2 separate regions of the Homo sapiens genome follow, and region 2 is linked to region 1. Evidence: chromatin loops called from intact Hi-C (ENCODE). Cell type or tissue: PC-9. All regions are shown on one strand. Links, peaks and the distances in the headings refer to the core of each region. The heading gives the core; the rest is flanking DNA.

Region 1 (2,805 bases), core at 71-2,570:
CTGTCACCCAGCCCAGAGTACAGGGACATGATCATAGCTCATTGGAACATTGAACTCTTGTAGTCCAGCTTCTTAACACTAGATTATAGTCTCTTCAGAAATGTCTATGGACACCAGTGGCCTCCTAGCCCTCCACATTCCCCTCCAACGTATGTTCACTATCAAGTCCCAACTGCATTTAAGGTTTCTGCTTATCTGACACCCCTCCACGAAGCTTTCTCTGGTGCCCCACTGTCCAGGTTTGGGTTAGGGTAGTGGTTCCCCTACTTTAATGCACACTGGAATTACCTGGGAATCTTTGTAAAAATCCTGCTGCCTGACTCCCACTCCTAGACATTGCGATTAAATCAGTACAGGGCGCACCCTAGACAAAAGCTCCGTAGATGACTGTAACTTGCAACAAATCTGGTAACAAAAGGCAGTGCAGTCATTCTGAAATTGGAGCAGGCATCAGAATTACCAGGAAGGCTGATGAAAACAGATTGCTGGGCACGGCCCCAGACTTTGATTCTATACATCTCGGTTAAGGTCCGAAAATATACATTTCTAGCAAGTTCCCAGGTGAGACTGCTACTGCTGTGGGTCCAGAGACCACATTCGGAGAGCCGCTGAGCTAAGGAGTCCTCCAGGTGCCCAAATGATCCCAGAGCACCCGGTGGTCATCGCCACCTAAGCCCTTATCACATCTATTCTAATTGTCTGTGTGCTCCTCCACTACCCCGGCCAGGCCACAGCTTTCTCTGTTATCTTTGGTAACCAGTGTCAACAGAGGTTGGGTCAATGAATCCACGAGACACCCAGGCAGGCTGCGCACTCCACAGCAATCCTTGTTTCTAACTGGAAAAAGTTAGAAACTGAACGCCTCCTGGGGGCAAGCACTGTCCTAAGCACCTCACACCAACGGCCCCTTAATCTTCACAAGCACTCTACAAGTAGGTGCTACTACCATTCCATTTCAGAGACCCTCAAGGAAACCTGAACACAGAGGGGTGGAGTAACCATTGTGCTGGGAGGCCCTTTATCAGGTGACCCCAAAGCTCTCCCCCACCACCGGACCCACATGCCCAGTCTAGACTCCCAGTGGGTTTCCGAGTACAAGTCTCCATCTATTGGTGGGTTGTGAGATCAACCAGTGGGTGTAAGCAGCATCTTTTAAATGACCCAATCTGGCAGACCTGAACAGAAATAGACAAGAATACACTCAGGTAGTGACAGTAAGTGTTGTTCAGCAAAACATCCATGTGCATAAGCCTATACTGGCTCATGATATAAAATCTATGTCTGACTGTGAATCATAGTCAACAAAGTTTTCAAAACATTAGCTTAGAGAAACAGCCTCCAAATCTCCAAGCAAGTCCTCCGTTCTCCTGCCAGAGACGGAACTAGGGAAGAGCTAGGTTGGCCTCTGCTGGGCACTGCCGGGACTGCATCATGAGCCTGGTAAAGTGCCCCTGGGCAGGAGGGCTCTGCTCTGCGTGGCTGTGGAGAGGGAGTTCCAGTTTCAAAATACAAAATAATAATAATAATAATCAAATAAATAAAATAAAATGTTAATTCATTTTTATTTCCAAAACAAATTCTTCCCTGGCCATCAGTCCCACACTGTCTCCGCTGTGGTCGATGGCTTTGTCTGTAATCATTTCATCTTCTCAGGTAGAGCAGAGGCTCCTGAGGGGCCCCAGGGATTTGTGTCTCCACCCAGACCACTGTGGCTGGCTGACTGGCCAGCATGGAAGAAGGAAGCTGTTGAATCATTTAGCTCATCATGTAGAACCATTTAGCTTATGATACTGAACATCCAAGCAAGAAATATTAAGGCCTGGGCCTTTCTCTTGTTGCAAAATCAAAGACGGGATATAGTGTGTAAAATATATTAAGTAGCTGACCGCGCACAGTGGCTCACACCTGTATTCCCGGCACTTTGGGAGGCCAAAGCAGGAGGATCACTTGTGGCCAGGAGTTTGAGACCAGCCTGTGCAATATAGTGAGATCTTATCTCCTGCCAAAAAATTGTTTTAAATAGCCGAGTGTGGTAGTTTGCACCTGTAGTCCCAGCTATTCAGGAGGCTGAGGTGGTGGGGATCACTTGAGCCCAGGAGGCAGAGGTTGCAGTGAGCCATGATGGCACCACTGCACTCCAGCCTGGGTGGCAACAATGAGACCCTATCTCAAAAACATATCAAGTAGCTACTGAGGCAGGTAAGCATATATCCTATATCACCAAATCTTTGTTCCCACCTCACTATACTCACTTTACAGATGAGAATACCAAGGCCTAAGATAATAGGCTGATAAGTAGAGTAGCAAGTTCCAGAAGCCAGGCCTCTGGACCTCTAGGCCAGTCCTCTGGAGACAAGCAGAGGGGGCAGGGTTGGCCGGGACCCTCTTCCCACCTGGGCCTTTCATTTGCCTCTACCTTTGCTGTGCCTTTCAACTCCCTACAGTGTCCCTGGCAAAGCTAATTCCTTACAGATGAGACTATGGTCTTTGAAGAGTGGGGCCTTCCCAGTTGAGACCTCTTTGAGGTTCCCAAACCCTAACTACTCAATTTGTGGCCTTACAGATAGTACATTTTCACTATTTTTCACAATAACCGCCTTCTATTGGAGCGTAAATTCGACTAAAAGGAGGCTTTCTTATCTACTGTGCACCATGATAGTTTGAGCTAAGCCTGTTTCGGGGTGGGGAGCTCAGGACAGCTGGGTAAATAGTCGAAGAGGGATTTGGAGATGGGGAAATTTGCAGGGAAACAGATGAGGAGCAGTGAAGAAACGAGGATCGCAAGGTGCTCACAAAATGGTACGA
Region 2 (2,805 bases), core at 54-2,553, 240 kb before region 1:
AGCGCACATCCTTCCCCTACCCCCCAGACATCTCCATCTGTGGCCAGACGGATGGTGTGGGTGAGCACACAGTTCATCCAGGGACCTCCGCCTGACCCACTTCCCAGCCTGTGTGTGCCTCTGTGCCACCGCCCAGCACACATGCACACCCCACGCAGTGCAGCTGCAGCTCCCTTGGAGCCCTTTAGTCCAGGAAAATCCAGACCTACACCCGTTATCCATGGCACAAAGGAACACAGGTTTGTCACTTTACAAAGAACTGCAGGGTTCTTTGGGCTGGCCATCTCCCCAGGACACCTGGTATCAGACTAGAATTACAAGAGCACTGTTTCTGTCTCTTTTTGGAAGCACACTTATTACATAAAAAGAGATGTATCTGTGTAAAGGAGAGAAAGATGGATGCAGAGAACACAAGAGTCGGACGGACCAGCTCTCAGGGGCCAGTCTCCATGGGGCAGCTGAAGCACTCATTTTGATCATTCTATTTTTTATGCCTGCCTGGATAAGAGCAAAAAAGTGTCAGGCTCGCACTTTTGTTCCCAGTGGCTCCTCCTGCCCATCATGAATGCCCTTGTTGGGTGGCCTAAGGGGATTTTCTTGGTAAAGCAAGAGGCTCTTCATCCATTCCCTCAGCAAACATGTCCTGAATTTCTCCTGCGGGCCAGGCCTGCACAGAATACTTCAAACCTCACAGTGTCCTGGCAGAGATTCTAGATGCTGCCAGAAAAGCATGCAACCCCCACCAGGACAATGATGGGAACATGACCGCTGTGATTAATAGCTCCGGTTTGGAGGTCCAGGCTTCTGGGTAATGGGGACCAGGCCCCTGCACAGGTGATAGAGGAATGTAGCAGCCTCCAGAGAAGGGACACACTGGACCAGGTACGTTCAAAGGAGACAGTCAAGATGGCCCTTCCCCAACCGTGTGTCTGAGCCTCTCCTGAACCTTCAGACTTCACTGTGAGTCCAGGGGCACTTGGTGAGAAGGAAGGGAGTAAGAATCTGGGACCAAAGAACATTCTAGAACATCAGTGTAAGTGCTTTCTCTTGCCACGAGGCTGCCTCACAGAGGAAGAACCGAGGTGGGGGCTTGGTGAAGGCACACCAGGAAGAGCAGGCTGCGCCTCACCCTCCAGTGGAGACAGAGGGCAGACATTCTCTTTGGAGCACACCTCAGGCTAAATGGCAAAACCCCAATCTCAAGTGAACATCATGGAACTAGGGGATTGTCTCACTTCTCCAGTGGATTGAGGCAGTGCTCCCTCTGTAAGAATCACTCCCGATGGCACCCCTCATTCGCAGCTGCAGGGCATGTGCAGGCTGTGGCATGAAGGGGAACTGACACCCAGAGCTTTGGCTGCTGCTTGGGGCTGCACAGGTGGCAGGCTCAGCACCAGGTGCCATGCGAATTGTCAGCAGCTCTCACTCTGCAAGGGAGCTTATCCCTATTTTACCACAGGGGAGCAGAGGCTGGTGAGGTCGGGCATCTGCCCGGGTCTAACAGCCAGCAGGTGGCAGGTCTGGGATTCACATGGAGCTCTGGAGGGCTCCAAAGGCCACTGTCCTGCCACCATGCGCTGCTGGCATGCCTGGACTTAGGTTGGAATTCAACTGACAGCGTCAGTTAACGCCAGGCTTTCCATCATGTTTCTATTGCAGAAGGGCTGTCAGAACTCCTTTCTAGGGTGGGACTGGGCACAGTGGGGTATATAAGAGAGTGACAAGGCTGCCTTTTGCTGTCCAGGCATTTACAGTTGATTTGAGGAAGGGCTCTTTCCAGAGCTGTGGAACTTGGACAGTGTGTCTCTTTCTCTGGTGAGACTGAGGCAGGTCAGGTGGGGTTGGAGGGTGAGGCTGAGACTCAGCACCTGCATTCCTCTCATGGCAGGTTCTCTATGAAATGACGGTGTGGACAGGGGATGTGGTTGGCGGGGGCACTGACTCCAACATCTTCATGACCCTCTACGGCATCAACGGGAGCACAGAGGAGATGCAGCTGGACAAAAAGAAAGCCAGGTACCTGGAGGCGGCCCCTGCCCCTCACCCCTCCCACATTCAACTCTCCCCCTCTGCCCCACCCTGCCTTCAGCCAGGCTGATTCTCACATGCCCGCTGCAGACCATGAGGCCTTCCTTCCTCTGCCTTTGTCTATTCTGTCTCAGTACCTTTCTCTTTCAAGGGCCAGCTCAAATCTACCTCCCCCAGGAAGTATTCCTTGATCACCTCTACCCATAACATTTCTTCTTTCTTTCATTTGGTACTCAAAATTGTTTATTGTAAGGTTGGTAGATTAGTTGATGGTATTGTATCATTGTTAATGTCTTGGTTTCATTAACTGTACTATGGCAATATAAGATGTTAACATTAAGGAGAGCTAGGTGAAGGGGGCACAGAAGCTCTATTCTATTTTTGCAACTTTTCTGTAAGTCTCAAATGATTACAAAATAAAATATAGTCAATTTTCAAAACATTAAAAAAAGACTGAACACCTAGTATATGCCAGGCACTGACTCAGGCACTGAAGAGATGATATAACCAAGAAGACAAGGGTCCTTGTACTTACACAGCTTAACCTAAGGAGGGCAATAACAGCAACACTAACATTTATAGAAGCTTGTTTTGTGCCAAGCATTGTTCTATCATAAGTCATGTATTGATACACTTAGTCTTTTCCTCAACCCTATAATAATAACCCAATTATTATCATCCCCATTTTACAGGTGAGAAACTGAGGCACAATAAGGTAAAGTCATATGCTCAAAGTCCCATGGCCGTTAAGCTGTGGCACTGCAAACTATACCCAGA

Evidence for each region. A loop is a pair of places that touch in the nucleus more often than their neighbours do. Peaks named below come from ENCODE experiments on the same cell type or tissue, not always from the same donor. Only the 100,000 strongest peaks of a DNase experiment are listed, where the experiment ranks them.
Region 2: it touches region 1 in a loop (22-fold over the local background); 35 of 110 quality-filtered maps call a loop at or near these places.

Annotation. Positions count from the first base shown.
Region 1 is chr18:46,279,950-46,282,754 of GRCh38, reverse strand. No RefSeq gene overlaps it. Among named protein-coding and RNA genes, the nearest start is that of ARK2C, 53 kb to the left of the region's middle. In PC-9, for the core only: CTCF peaks have their summits at 1,124 and 1,323; a DNase peak (open chromatin) is centred at 1,364.
Region 2 is chr18:46,517,340-46,520,144 of GRCh38, reverse strand. LOXHD1 (lipoxygenase homology PLAT domains 1) reads left to right here. Exons shown (of 41, transcript NM_001384474.1): 34 at 1,889-2,016. Among named protein-coding and RNA genes, the nearest start is that of LOXHD1, 140 kb to the left of the region's middle. In PC-9, for the core only: a CTCF peak has its summit at 1,469 (motif pointing right); no DNase peak of the experiment used is centred there; H3K27me3 peaks cover 2,373 bases.